Regions from separate parts of the Homo sapiens genome. Here region 2 is linked to region 1. A link is a loop called in an ENCODE intact Hi-C map of the cell type or tissue named here. Cell type or tissue: IMR-90. All regions are shown on one strand.

The links. Hi-C counts contacts between places; a loop is a spot of excess contacts. Peaks named below come from ENCODE experiments on the same cell type or tissue, not always from the same donor. Only the 100,000 strongest peaks of a DNase experiment are listed, where the experiment ranks them.
Region 2: it touches region 1 in a loop (7-fold over the local background); 2 of 110 quality-filtered maps call a loop at or near these places.

The regions. Positions count from the first base shown.
Region 1 is chr2:207,470,024-207,478,023 of GRCh38, forward strand. No RefSeq gene overlaps it. Among named protein-coding and RNA genes, the nearest start is that of CREB1, 56 kb to the right of the region's middle. In IMR-90, CTCF peaks have their summits at 761 (motif pointing right), 3,314 and 5,046 (motif pointing left); DNase peaks (open chromatin) are centred at 3,308 and 5,028; H3K4me3 peaks cover 181 bases; H3K27ac peaks cover 1,015 bases.
Region 2 is chr2:207,307,010-207,315,009 of GRCh38, forward strand. No RefSeq gene overlaps it. Among named protein-coding and RNA genes, the nearest start is that of MIR1302-4, 42 kb to the left of the region's middle. RefSeq lists an enhancer at 3,347-4,096. In IMR-90, a CTCF peak has its summit at 4,417; DNase peaks (open chromatin) are centred at 3,042, 3,432 and 4,602; H3K27ac peaks cover 2,039 bases.

The sequences.
Region 1 (8,000 bases):
TTGCGGTGTCCTGCTATGAGTGCAGCTCCTGCATATAGAATCAGCCACAGATCCCATGTCAGCTGGAAGCCACAGATGACCAACTGCAAAATCAATAGGCCTCTGTCGCTGCCATAGCAGGGAAATCCAGAGCTTATCAGCAGCATCATGATAAGTACCTATTTGCCTGACATCTCCTCAATCAATAACTTTGTTATTGTTTGCATTATCTGACTATAAGTTTGGTCAATATACCCAGCTAATGGGTAACATGAGCCAGGATTGCATTTCAATTTTTTTTTTAAGTTTAACTGTCTCTGTGCCACAAGGAGTAATTAAGTGAACCTCACCAGTCCTGCTTCTGTCCTTCCTGAGTTTTATCAAATCCTTCTCTGATATAGGCTGTCTTGAGACAAGGAAATTAATGTTGCCCAGATCTAGACAAAATTGAATAAACCCTGCCTCTCTTTGCTGTTACTTTTATTAGGTTTTCACAAGGATGAGCAGATGGTTTGAGGGTGTGTGTATGTGTGTGTGTGTGTTTCTGTGTGTGTGTGTGTTTCCTTTACTTGATGCTCTGGAGAGAAGATAACAAACTTGCTAGTGGGCAGATCAAGATGCACAATGTAAATGGTGCAAATGTGTATTGGTCTAAAGAGGTTTTGAACCCCTCTACATGATTAGGCTAAGATATATATGGTAAGACCAGAATAAAAATAAATATCTTTGAATTGTGTAACAAATCGGCTCCATGCACTGTATCAGAAGGGCCCTGGCCATTGTCTCATGAATTACCAGCAGATGGCCCAGCACACAGAGATGGCTACATCTGGCCTCTCACCTTTTTTGGGATTGCACAGGGCTCTTGTACCAGATCAGGCTCAAAAGGTTATGGCCAACAATAAAAGAAGAAATAAAACTTGTAGTAACAACAATGTGTAAGGCACCAAATGCTCTGATTTTCTTGTCACATTAAAAATATTTACTGGTTTCTCCAGCCCAGATTTAGCGGCAACCCCAAGCACAGAGGAAATAAACAAATCACTCACTCACCAGAATGAGCTGGTGGCATCATCGCCAACTTCATCATTCTGCCCTTCGGTGCTTTTTCTTTTCTTTTTTTGATTGGTTCTAGTAAGTTATTCATACATAATGGTATCAGTGATGGGGTATAAATACATATATCACAGGAAGGGTTTTGTTGTTGTTGCTATTGGTTTTGTTTTTTTTTTTTGTAAATTAACTTTACAAGCATCCTGCAGCGTTTTCAAATTGTAAACTGCTGTTTCCTAGTTCATAGACTCGTAGAACCCCAGAGCCAGGCTTAGAGCACGTCCAATCTGTTCCTCTGATTTACAGCTGTGATAACTGAGGCCCAGAGAGGTGAATGACTGCTCAAGTCAAACATCTCATCCATCTCAGCATTGGATCTCAAGTTTCTGCCTCCAGACCCCCTGTCCTGCAGGACCTTTTGGCTTTGCTGTCCTTATTTCTCTTCTTCTGATCCCTCATCTGCTCCTTCCTTTGCTGATCATTAGAACAGGAAGAGGGATAAGGGGCAGCTGCCTAAGGTAAGGCAGACGCTTGACCTCTATCACAAACCCTGATCTCATCCTTCAGGTCCTCTTTGCAGTCTGGAAGGGAGAGGAAAACAGGAGGAGAGAGTGGAAACCAAGAAAGTATCCAAGAGGAAGAGATAAGGAAAAAACGGCATGGGGAGAGGTTTTTGTGTCTACCTGCTCAGATACCAGGAGAAGTGAATAAATGCCTCCCCTACAGCTCTCCTGCCCTCCTCCCACAACTGTGAAACTAAAGTCTTAATGAGAATTGATCCAGCAAACAAATAGATCCAAAGGGGTAATAGGACTGATATGGATCTTTCATGGGAAATTGGATGTATCATGGGAAATAAGGAGTCATAGAAAATTATGAATGAAAAATAAGCATAATCAATATACGATTAGAGATGCAAGGGGAGTGGGTAATGATTCCAAGGCACTGACTGCTTTGTTTCACATCATGATGCTCATCACAGGAACCTATGTGCTCCAGACTGGGCCATGCAATTATGACCAACATGCTAGCTCCCTATGCTGACTGGCTGGACTGAATTAATTACTTTTATTATTATTATTATTATTATCTTAAGGAGACAAGGTCTGGCTCTATTGCCCAGGCTGGAGTGCAGATCTGGTGTGATCTCAGCTCACTGCAACTCCACCTGCCAGGTTCAAGCCAACCTCCCGCCTCAGCCTCCCAAGTAGTTAGGAATACAGGAGTGCACCACTGCTCCCGGCTAATTTTTGCATTTTTGTAGAGACAGGGTTTCACCATGTTGCCCAGGCTGGTCTCTAACTCATGGGCTCAAGAGATCTGCTTACTTCAGCCTCCCAAAGTGCTGAGATTACAGGCATGAGCCACCATGCCCGGCCTGAATTAGTTACTTCTTCAGCTTCCTCGTCTTCTAGCTAAAAACCAAGATCACACCTTCAAATGCTATGATTTCACATTTACATTCTGCTCTTTTTCTTTCTGTCACGTGATCCTATCTTTAAATTTGGGAAGGATGGGGAGAGAAGGCTGTTGAGAGATGTTGCATGAACATTCATCATACAAGCCCATGAACCTGAGAGAGAATTCAGCAAGAAAAGTGAGACCAATAGGTTTGTGTGGAGCCTTCCTGTGTGGGCCACGCTGGGTTGGCCACGCTTTCCTTTGTTGCAGATGACACCTGGCTAGTGTCCTGTCTAGGATCCCAAATTCTAACTAGGTTTCCTCCTTCATGAACTGTTGGGTTTTAGTTAATGATTCACCCCTTCAAACACTCAGTTCTGACCCAGGACTGACTCAAGGCTTCCCAAGTCCCTGCTCGCAAATAACAGAATTCTTTGGAAATAAGCTCTTTTAAGAAAGTCTGTCCTCGCACTGCAATCTGAAACGTAGCAATTCGGCCTCTCCGGCCATCTTCATCTGTGTGTTTCTTGCATACAGAATTAAACTGGAAGGTCAGAGCCATTGTCTGTCTCTAGATCCGATTTCTTGCTTCGTAGTCTGGCGGGGAAGTGCTTTAATCTGGTATATTTACATTAGTCCTACTAACACATTTCCAAGTTCTCCAGCTGCCATGCTACGTGAACCAGGTCAAGTCTGGGAGGGAGAGGTTTGCTTTTCCTTCCTGTGACCTCAGGACTGATTTAATTAAACATCTCCTCCAGCCCCGATTTATAGTCTGAAAAGTGTTCTCACAGAGGCCCTTCGATGTGCTCTGCTTTTCAATTAGCTGAAATGCAATAAGTTAAATCGAAACACCATTCTGAGTGTCTGCTGCCACCCTGAGAGCAGTTGCAACAAGCGCATTCGTCTCTGAGCATTTAACTGCAAAGGGTTTAGATAAATGAGTGGTGGTTTCCTTTGGTAACTTAGCACGGTTCTGTAAGACAGATGAGAGGATTGCTGAGTTCCTCCCTGAGCTCCTGGGGGCTGCCAAGCTATCTCCCTGGATTCCCACTGTGAGGAGGAAATAACCTTTTAAATCTTATTTTATAAACACAAATTCTTTTTCTTTAAGATTAAAAATAAGAAAACCCATTTAACACATGGGGTAGGGGGGCTGAGGAAGTGAAGGGGAAAAAAGGAAAAAGGATGTCACAGTGGAACTGTCCTAAGCCTGTCCCTGGTGGCTTTTTGTTTTACCATCAGGCATCAGATGTCCTCCCCAGTTTGACAATCCTGACCCCCCAACCTGCCACCTAGGAATGAATGAAACCAAATTTCCCATAGGAAATGCTCTCTGCTAGTCTCTCAAAGGCTTCAGCCTCAAAATGAAATCTGACAAAAGAAACAAATTAGATTAAACTGCAGCGCTAAGGGCTTTGGATTGCTCAGATAAAAGAATCTACAGAGAGTTGTTAGGACTGAGCACAATCATCTTCTGCAACTTGGAGAAAAAATCTGAAGTCTTCCTTCCTACAGCTGTTCTTGCTGGCCATGGTGCAGTTTTTTTTTATCATCATCTAAAGGCAATAAACAGATGGTGGGAGATGGAAGGGCTCACGAAGGACCACAACCCGCGTGCCCACAGAAGCCGGGCAAGTAATATATGTGGACAAAACTGATCAGTGAGGATTTTTATGTGAGCTCTCCAGATTTTTAAATGTTGACAACTCATTCAATTAAAAAAAAAAAGAGTCCACCACTGTTACCGCAATGTTTACTGAGCACTTTCTATGTGCCAGGCACCTTATGAAATCCATTATAAAGTGCATCCTCACAACAGCACAGTGAGAGGCAGATGCTGTTATTACCTTCAGTTCATCTATGGGGAAAAGCAAATCTCGAAGTGGCAGAAGCAGCCCCTGCCCACAGCTGGGGCCCTGTTTCTATTTACTACCCTAGACTGCTTACCAGTTCTGTAGATGGCCGGGCGCGGTGGCTCACGCCTATAATCCCAGCACTTCGGGAGGCCGAGGCAGGTGGATCACGAGGCCAAGAGATCGAGACCATCCTGGCCAACATGGTGAAACCTCGTCTCTACTAAAAATACAAAAATTAGTTGGGCATGGTGGCGGGCGCCTGTAATCCCAGCTACTCAGGAGGCTGAGGCAGGAGAATCACCTGAACCCGGGAGGCGGAGGTTGCAGTGAGCCAAGATCGCACCACTGCACTGCAGCCTGGGCGACAGAGCAAGACTCCAGGGGAAAAAAAAAGTTCCGTAGACAAAGAAATTGATGCTCACTGGGATTCATGTGGCCAGAATCATAATAATAGTCGGGTGATTTTTTTTTTTTTCAAAGTAAGTAAACTACAGAAACGGAGCGTAGAGCGTAAAGAAGACATGCTGGAAAAGACAGAGAAATATAAGAAAAATATGTGTCATTGTTCCACGATATTTAGCCTTGTCCTAATGGTTGCGCAGACGAAGAGATTAGAGTTTTTATTTTAAAAACTGTGAATTTAAGCATCAATGATGCTGTTTCTATGATCATTCCCTGTGATTGAAACCAAATGGTGAAACAGCCTCACGAAAATGTCTGAGGTTCAAATGCAGTCGCCATTCTGTGTTTGTGTAGACAATGCTGCCCTCTCGTGGCTAACTTCTGAATAGAATTATTTTGTGATTAAAATCAGAACATTTTTACGTTCTCTATTTTCCCGAAGTATTCTGTAGAATGTTGCATCCATTTGCATCGCATATGTGATAATAAGTACATTACTTACATAGCACAACACCTTTGCATATTTTATATCTAATTTGGGATCGAGTTTGTATTATTTTTGCGATTGTTTTATAGGGCACTGGAAGAAATGAATGGAAAAAAATTATGATGCTACTGGGCTCCTGAACTTTCAGAATTCAATTCCTCAGGGAAGAAATGTTTTCTCATGACAGTAAACTTCGAAGAACTCTAGGACAGAAAATGTTTGCGTCTCTAATCTGAACATGATCTTATAGAAATGACTGTCCTCTTCCATTCTAAGGAAAAGGGTTTAATATTTGGAGGAAACAAGAGATCAGTTCATAAATATATTTTTAGGTAAAAACATGGTTCATGGTTGTGCATAGAAAATCACTTTCTGGTTTCCTGCAGGGCAGGAATTACAGAGAAATGACAGACCAAGAGGAGGCTATCAATAAGAGTTACCATGCCAAGGGTAGATGCTGCAAAGCAGTTTTCTTGGACCTGAGTGACAACTCCTGAACCACTGAACAGAAGCCTGCTGCCTGCATGCCTGTGTCATGAGCCCCCGTGCTGTGAGAGGACACACCTACACAGGAGCTGTGATGTGAACAGTGGGTAGACAGCAGTCCTAAGCAAAGGAAATGCCTTTTAAAGAAATAAGGTTGGGGAGTACTTTTGTAAAAAGAGAGGAATTGGCTGGGCGTGGTGGCTCATGCCTGTAATCCTAGCACTTTGGGAGGCCAAGGCCGGTGGATCATCTGACGTCAGGAGTTCGAGACCAGCCTGGCCAACATGGTAAAACCCCATCTCTACCAAAAATACAAAAATTAGCCGGGTATGGTGGCGCATGCCTGTAATCCCAGCTACTGGGGAGGCTGAGGCAGGAGAAGTGTTTGAACCCGGTGGGTGGAGGTTGCAGTGAGCCGAAATCATGCCACTGCACTGCAGCCTGGGCGACAGAGCAAGACTCTGTCTCGAAAGAAAGATAGAGAGAGAGAGAGAGAGAGACAGAGAGAGAGAGAGAAAGAAAGAAAGAGAGAAAGAAAGAGAAAGAAAGAAAGAAAGAAAGAAAGAAAGAAAGAAAGAAAGAAAGAAAGAAGGAAAGAAGGAAAGAAAGAAAGAAAGAAAGAGAGAGAGAGAAAGAAAGAAAGAAAGAAAGAAATAAAGAAAGAAAGAAAGAAAGAAAAGGAAAGAAAAAGAAAGAAAAGAAAGAAAGGAATCAAGCTACCTTCAAGACCCATCTTCAGGAATATTTGCAAGTGAAAGGAACCTTTCCACCTAACAGATCAACTGTTATTCTTAGTGGAGCTCTAAATCTGAAAATAGTTAAAAGTCAAAAATATGCCAAGAGTGGACTGAGGCCTGTGGGGCATAAGTCACTTGCAGACATACTAATGTGGCCTGCATTGTTTGTTCTTTTAATCAAAATATTTTACATAAAAATCCAATTTTGGGTTTCTCAGTAAAGTCAGAGGACTTGGCGTGACTGGGCCAATCCTTCCACTGGAACTGATGAGTGACTGCCCCTTTACAGAGAGCACATCACTATTGTTTGCCATTATCCCTACCCCTCCCTGACATGAACCCAGCTCATCTCACCGGTTTTCACTAGTTGCCTGCACTCTGTAGACCTTTAAGTTACATCCTTTTTGGTTCTGTCTCTGAGAATTGTGAGGCACATATTTATTCTTTAACATCCACAAAGCTCAGGAAATTTAAATAGCACTTGGGCAGGGGACAAAGTTTATGAGCACTAATTCTGACGTATTCCTTTTCATTTCCCATACACTTTTCTTCCACTTTATCCTGTCATCGTTACAACATCCCGCAAGGGTTTTAGGCATTATTTGAATTACAGGTTATCTCTAAAGCACCTGAAGTTTTTGTAAAGGAAGTTTTTATATAAATCTACATTTAAAATGATTAAAACAGGCTAACGGAAAGCACATTGAATTAGGAAGCAGAAAACCTGGGATCTTACTCAAAGCTTTTTCCTGGATAAAGTCTGTGGCATTAAGTAATCCATTTAAACCCTCTTTACCTTTTAATACTCCATAAATAAGAGACAATGATACTTGTTCCTCCTACCTCACCAAGATTTTTTAAAATAACCATAAATCAGAAGACATGTGTTAAGTATTCAGAGTCTACAAAAGAAATGTATGCTAGAAAGACCAAGATAGCATCAGACGATGCAGCATTTGATATACAGTAAATATGAAAGAGTTATTCAAAGGGGACCTTATGAAAAAGGAAGCTATTGCTATATAATCATATCTTATATAACAAATAATAACTTTTTAAAAGATAGAGGTTGGGAGAAAGGAAATAAAACTCTTTACAATTTTATTTTCTTTTTTTTTTTTTCTGGAGACAATGTCTGGCTCTGTCACCCAGGCTGGAGTGCAATGGCACAATCTCAGCTCACTGCAACCTCCACCTCTCAGGTTCAAGCAATTCTCCTGCCTCATCCTCCCCAGTAGCTGGGATTACAGATGCGTACCACCACACCCAGCTAATTTTTGTATTTTTAGTAGAGATGGGGTTTCGCCATGTTGGCCAGGCTGGTCTTGAACTCCTGACTTCAGGTGATCCACCCACCTCGGCTTCCCAAAGTGCTGGGATTACAGGCATGAGCCACCAGGCCCGGCCACAATTTTTATTTTTAATGGACTTGATTGATTACTGATTGCTACTGCAACCATTACTTAAAATTTTTTTTTATATACTTAATATATAAGTTACGATATGGGGTTCAGGACAGACTATCCCAGAATATTTTCAGCTGAAAGAATTTGAGAAAAATGACAGAAGCAGCAAGTCCACTCTCATCATACCGCT
Region 2 (8,000 bases), 160 kb before region 1:
ATATCTTTGTGTAGATGGAACCCACTTGAATAATGCTTTTTAAGGTCATATTTTCTTACATTTGCCAATAAGAAATTCATGATAGAGTTTTTTTTCTTAAATGCTTCCCTAGTACCTTCATTACATATTCTGAATCAGAAAAATATGACTCTACAGAAACATGTATGTCACGTAAATTGTAAGCTGCACCTATATTGAAGTAAAATATGGGAAGAAGTTGTGGGACTGGATGCTGCTTAGGAAAGACATAATCTGGGGATCTAGTTGTCAGTATGGATGATAACTGATACCTACAGTTCTCAGCTTATATTGGGGTATTCCTCCACCACTGATTACCAATGCCAGATTCTGTTTCAGTGGAAAAAGCATAGGATATTAGTGGCGGAGAGCCAACTAGAATACATTTTGTTGACCCTCTTACTTCACAGATGAAGAATCTAAAATCTACAATGTTGAGTGACTTATTCAAGATCATGGAGCTTTGCAAGTTTGTTAAACATCCCAGGTCTCATAAACATTTTTAAACTTGGGCTCAGCCTATGTGACCCAACCTGCTGAGGATATGAAGTCATTACAAAAATTTTCTCTCATTGCCAGGCTAGGAAATGAAGGCCATTGAATACTGTTACCCAAAAAGGATTAGGGTGTCAGGGGCAGGTACAGGTGTTATGGGACTTGAAGTTTATAAAACTTCAAAGCTTCTCTGAGGGAAAACAATGCTAAGCTAAAAATATAAATTGGGTACAAAAAGAGAATATTTATTTAGAATGAGGAAATAAAATGTAATTAATTTTTTAAATGGACATGAGTTGGGCATGGTGGCTTGCACCTGTAGTCCCAGCTACTCAGGAGGCTGAGGCAGGAAGATCACTTGAGCCCAGGAGTTTGAGGCTGCAGTGAGCTATGATGGCACCACTGCACTCCAACCTGTGCAAAAGAGCAAGACACTGTCTCTAAATATAAAATAATAAGGTGGGAAAATATCAAATACATCACAAATACCAAAAAAGTAATGTTTTTATTAATTAACATCCTCACATGCCTATAATACTTGTTCCTCTACAATCTTTGCTGCATGCTCTTTAGTAACTTCTTCACATGACAAGGATTTTGTAAATTCTTTCCTATAGGAAAAACTCAAAAGCAATTCAGTCTTTCCTCTAGCATCATTGACCAAAATTCACCTTCTATTATTGACGGTTTAGAAAAAATTTTTTATTTTTTTTAGTTCCAGAAGTCATTCTCATGTAAACTATTAGGATAGTTGTCAAATCTTGGGGAACTTATCAAATTTCTTTTATACATATGAAGTGTAAGATGTGGAATAATTTTCCAAAAGCTAACTTCTGGCTCTATTTGAAATATTGTTATTCCCTGTATACCCACATACTCCTAATCTCAGACATCGTATCGGGATACCATCAGAACCATCCAGGCAAGAGGGAACCTGTACTTCACAGGAATACATTCTGCTCCTCTGCCCTTGGTGTCTCTCTGCACAGGGCAAGAAATCTGCAGGGCTAGGAGACATGTCTGCTCAAAACCCATGCCCCCTACTTCTTGATCTCACTCCAAGTACACAGGACCCTGGAATTTATTGGTGAAACAGAGCCTACCTAGATCTCTTCCTGGAGTCTTTCCTCCCAAGGGCAAAATGTATCCTCAAGTGTGATTATTCTTTGGCCAGCTTCAGAGCCATGGACAGAGCCCATGGAAGTGAAAGGCCCTGAAGCTTAAAATGCACTAGCCTCATGGCAAATCCACCTCTATGCAGAGGCTCTGCGATGAAGTCTTCTGCATCTTGTACCACAACCCAATCTGGAAGCTACTCCACCCACCAAAAGTACAGTCTATAAAAACTTCACCACTGCCTCAGCATGGCAACCATGCAGAGGAAGCAGTTAGAAAGAGATCAAAGAGATAAAAATGTGTGTGGCTCTGAACACTGTGAAATCTTCCTAGATAATGATTAAATGGCAGCAGATATCTTGCCTGTCTGTCCTTCTGAACCAACATGGCTCCATCTTGGCATTTCTCAGAGGAAAGCCCATGGCCATGTAGTGCCTTCAATGTTCCCATCTGGCAGAAGTTGGGCAACATTTCCAAAAATCTAATCTTTTCACATTCTCTTCTTTCTTCTTAACCTCACGTAGCACACCAGGCACCTGGACCCCTTAACAGACCAGAAGACTGGTCAGATGACCCTCTCTGGACGCAGTCAATAGAGGGCAAACTCCCACTCTCTTCATGCAGTGTGCATTGGAGTGAGGCAAGGAAGGGAGTGTGGGAGGAGTGGCCAAGGAAGGTTGCCCACCCTGGTCTAAAATGAAGACTTTTCAAGAAAAAACTGACCACTTTGGGGGCCTCTCGTGCACTGAGCATTAATTTCTCAATGCTTCTCCTCCCCAGCTCCCCTCTAACTCTTTGGCCCCTGTGCCCATGGTTGTCTCCTCATGCCACCACGGCATCTGCTCAGAGGACACCCGCCTGATGACCAAGATGAATCATGCTTAGGAAAGCTCCTGGGCAACCCTAGGCAATCCAGCAAAGCCCCCTAGACTTTCTCTAGCATGCACCCCTCCTCCCCACAACCACGGGGTCTTCAGGAGTTCTGGCCATCTCTCCTGACCCTCTGAGGTCCAATTTTCAAGCACTTTTATTCACATTCAAGGTACGAGATTAATAACACCCCCTACCTTAAGGTATATGTTTTGAAAAAGAGGACAATGTCTTAAGCAGAAGATTCAAAGTGAATGAACTTTAATTAAATGTCCAATAAAGAGAGATATAGATATGGATTTTAAGAAAAACTTCTAGGCATCTTAAAATAGGGTAGTCCATTTAATCCCCACATTTAAGCTTCCCTGTAATGGGAAGAAATAAATAAACTGAGAGCTTTGGGGTAGGAAGACAGGGTCGAGGGGTAACCTGGGAGGGGGCTGGGTGACTTGTTGCAAAAGTCAGAAGACCATGAGTCAGGGTGGGATCAGTATAACACTGTCATGAATTCTATCTTGCTGGCTTCTGTGCATGTGCTCCTGCGTGCGCGCGCGCGCGCACACACACACACACACACACACACACACACACACACACACACACGGTACAAATGCCTTTGTGGGAGGTGCTATTACCAACACCAAGTCTAAATCTAAGCCTCTCATTTTGTATTCCCTGCACTGTAAGGGGCAGCCCAAGGGGGCCGGGGTGGAGGGCGGGTGGGAGGCACATCTAGAAGAAGAAGGACAGATTTAAAAGGAAAGATTATTTATGAGGCCATGAAGACGTTCTTCCCAGACTCCTGAGTGCAGGAGTATGACTTATTTATTTTATTTTCGTTTGTAACCAAAACCTTCCCCTGACTCCCATTGGCCCCAGCTGAGAGGGGAGAGAGGGCCGGCCCGTCAGGCGTTGATCACCGGGCCAACGGGAGACAGTGTGGCGTGATGCTGACGCAGCCCACTGACAAGCCAGGGAGGCCCAGGGGAGCAGCTCTGAGCAGAGCAGCCAGAGCCAAGCAGGTAGAGAGCTGACAGCCGGGGAATTGCTAAGAGGCGCCGGGCTGGTGGGGGCAGGATGGTGAAACAGTTGGACTCGAGAGAAGGTGTGATTTGTGATGCACAAACTGTCGTTTACCCACTCCCCTTGGAGTCCTCTCCACGTCCCTCAGCTCCATCAACCTCTCTCCAGTTTAAATTTCCTCTCTCCCTTCCCCCTCCTGCATGCTCACTCCGTGGGTCCCCGCATTTCTATTCAATAATGTTTCTCTCCCTGTCTCCTTTTGGGAGAAGGAAGGGAGCAGATGAACACACATTAATAACATCAAAATGTCACATAAGTGATCAGCTGGAGGGGGCAGTCTCTCTGATGTCCTCAAGGCATCCTATTTAGGAATTGATATCTGCAGAGCCAGAAGAAAGCACAGCTGCTCTGGGGTACAGGCTAGGGAGTTAAGGGGATGGCTGTGTCAGTGTTGGGAATTCGTGCACTTACGGTGCAAAAGCACAAGGTGCATGAATTACCAAAGGCCTCAAGAACTGCCTGGTCCCACTCTCCTCCCTGGAGAGAGGCATCGCTGAGAAAACAGGAGCTTGTGTCTCCAGACTGGAGTTCTCTTTTAAGAAAATGGAAGTTGGGAGGGAAAGGGAGAGAAAAGCTTCAAGCCTATGGATAAGTCCTGAATCCTCCTCAGAATAGTGACCCCCGACATATGCACTGACGTGCCCATTTATTGAGAATCTCAGAATTCTTCGCAAAGGTGTCCCATTTAAGAAAATCCTCCATCCTTTTCAGGCAAAAGCAACAAACAGTAACAGAATAAAACTTTACTCATCAGATGGTGGTTACCAGTCTTTCCCTGCCATTTTTCTGGATGATGTTTAAAACCATGAGACTCCTGCTGGCCTTTCCCTTGTTACTGCACATAACCACATAGCCCTCTTACACTGGATGAAGCACTTTCTCCATAATGTTCACTTCTTTAATGACAGGATAGATGTTGCTGTTCTGACGACTGGAGTATTCAGACTGATGAGAACCACTGGTGATTCTCAGCAGTCCCAACATCACATGCTTCCTGTCCTGATGACCTGTGAGTCACCACTCCACCACCTCCCTATATGGGTGAGAGGTTACATCAGTCCCAGTCTATAGATGGAACAACACAGGCCCAATTGAGCAGATGTGCTTTCATGAGTCTGTCTCATACTATCTATTGCCAGGAAACAGGGTACAGTTGGAGACATATTGTTGCGTCATCTGAAGGCCTCATATTACAAGACACGACTATGAAGCTAGGCTTCACTCTATCACAGGAGTGGGAGCCTCAGACTTTAGCCCCTGGTTCCAATTCTGACACCTGCTTAGTATAGAAATACTTAGGTCCAGGAGTCAGAGGTTTGAGTTCTAGACTTAGAATTACCACTTAGCAATCACTTTCATCATGTCGCTCACCTGCTAAAAATCTTCCTATGGCTCCCTATTGCCCTTAAAATAAAATCCTAACCCCTCATCATGGAATTCAAGATTGTATCATCTGGCTTTTGCCATCTCTCTTACCCCATCTCACACCTCTCTCCCTCTCACTTGCTACTCCCCAGACACATCAGCCTATCTTTCTGTTCCTTTAAGTCACTCAGGCTGGTTCATACTTCATTGTCTTTGTACATGCTGTTCCCTCTGCCTACAATGTCCTAAAAGTGTCTGTAGTCTGCTAATCATTTCACCCTTAACAAATACTGCATTACTCAATAGGGAACACTCTCCCAGAAAAAGGTTTTTTTGGGGGGTTGGGAGGAGAATTTGAAATTTGATATATATTTTTAAAATCCAAGTAGTCATCATGGGGAAAATAAGAATCTGTCATTTGTTCATTAATTCATTCATTTAGCAGATATTTACCAGGCACCTTCTATGTTGGACTTCATTACACAACATGGTACTGTTTCTATTCGAATTACAATACACAAGCAGGGATGGGGAACTATGAGTTTTTAGAGCCTCTAGAAGTTCTAACCTAGCCCTGGCGTCAGCTCATGTGTCACCTCTTCAGAAATGCTTGTCCTGATCACATTATAAATTAGCTCTCCTTGCCTTCCCTCCACTTTCTAACACAAAACCCTGTTGTATAGAATAGAATAATATAATTTACCACTGCCCTAATTTGTTGATTGATGTATTTACTTATGTACCATCTGTCTCCACCAATTCATATTTAAGTTTCATGAAGGCATAACCTTGTCTCTCTTAGTCACCACCAGCACATAGAACAGTGCCTGGCACACAGACAGTGTTTGAAAAATGTCTGCTAAATAAATGAAGTAATGAATGAATGAATGTAGTCTTGGGCTAGTCGCTTAAACTCTCTGGGCCTTAGCTTTTTCATCTCTAAAATATGATCAATAACAACAACAACAAAAATACCTGCCTGAGTCAAAATGTTGGCAAGAGTTTGAAATAAAATATGTATAGACTCAATTTCCTAGAAAACAGAGCCTGAGGCAGGGATCAAGTGCTGGTGCTTTAAGTAGGAGGTACAATCCCTAGGCATTGGGAATGAGGGAAAAGGGAAAGAAAAAAAAACAGAAAGAATGAGAAGAAATAAAACACGGGTGGGCTCCTACATTGACTACTGCTTCGTGTGAAGCCACAAAGGGACACATTGGTCACTTGACAAGAGCATCCATTGGACCACACAGGACATCTTACATGGAGAAACTCTACCCTGAAGCAATGTATCAAGAGAGAACAGAACATTGGTCAATATTCACCCATTGGAGATTTTACCGCCCCACGCTTCCATATTGCCTTATCTTTACCCATGTCTCCCCAGTCTCCCCTGAAATCAACTCCTCTGTCCTTTAGTATGACATTTCACCCAAGCCTGGGAGTGTCTGGAAGAGACAGAGTCTCCAGATTGACCATGAGTGGTGAAACCCTGCAGCCCCACCCAAAACCCTTTGGCTTCAAAAGTGACAGCTACTTCAGAACAAGCAACTTCAGCGCAAGCAGGGGACAGGGAAGGATGAGAGACTCTCAGGCAGATGAGAGAATCCCACGAGGAAGAGAGGATGCATGCGAGATAGATTTGATACAGCATGAGAAAGTGGTTTAGAAACTATAAAGCTGCAAACAATGAAAAGTGATGTTGTTTTATTGGTCTTCTTTGAAATGCAACTGTCTTTCCATCTCATAGTCTCTGCACTTGTATAAGTTTGATGAGCTTTCAACTAGACTGCACAAATGAAGCCTTCCTTGTTTCCACTGTTACTGTTGAAACAGTACCTCTCTGAAACAAGCCACTTCATCTCCTCATAAAAAATCCTTATATCCAAAATAGGATCTCTAAATGGATTCTGTTAAAGTGGGGTTTTTTGCTTGCTGTATTTAGTTTCTATCCTTGAGAGAATGCAGCTAATATGAGCAATCCATATGGAAGATACTTTTCAAGTTACCTCCTTATCTTTTGATTCTCCCTCCATCAGTCTGCTTTTATAACATCAGCTTCCTTGGGGCCATTCTTGTATCGTCTACACAGTGATAAATTTTAACGCACCTCCAACATGTCATTAAATGTTAATAGCACAGAACCCATGTAATGGAAAGAATGAAAAGATTTCCCAGCCTGAAATGCCTCTGTCAGCAATTACATAACTTGTTGACATGTGGCCCCTTCATCAGGTTTATCTACAAATCCAAGACCCATACAATTAGGGGTCAACCTGAATTGGGGTCAACTGGAATTGGGTTCAGCCTGAACTGAGGAGCCACATGTGTTCTGGACTTTGATTGCATTCCAGAGCTCAGCTGAATAAAATGCCAGGCACATAGTAAGATACATACACAAACATAAACATATCATGTATATAATTCATTAAATATGTTACCAAATGAATGACTGTAGTCAGTTTAGAATGGAAATGCAAAAATTAAAAGCAAAAGCACAGGCTCTAGAACCAAAGTGCGTGGGTTCAAATCCCAGGTTTATCATAAACCAGCTAGTGTGACATTAGACAGTTGGCTTGACCTTTTTGTGCCTCTGTTTGTGCCTTGGTTTTTTTCTCCTGTAAAATGGGGATAACAGTCATACCTACCTCACAGGTTTGTTGTGATAATTAAATGACGTCGGTATTATAAGTCTTTTAGCCTAGTAAGAGTGCCTAGCGCACAGTGAACAAGGGATGCAGGTTAGCCTGGATGATAATTTCAACAGTGCTGCTAGCCACCCACCTGCCCACCCAAATCAGGAGAAGGGTGTCTCTTCAATCATGCCATCTGTCTTCACTAGTTCAACCAGACCCAGGCTTACATATGTTTAAAATCCAGTGTAAAACCTGCCTTTTAAAATTTGTGTAGCCAAAAAGAATCTCACACTAGGCATGGCATTTTCTGTCCCTTGGTGATAGACTGTGTTTTTAAACATGGTGGTATCAATTGATTTAAGTATTTTATTGAATAATTTTACTGTTCCTGTGCCCAGAGGCTTTTTAAAGCAGGGACCA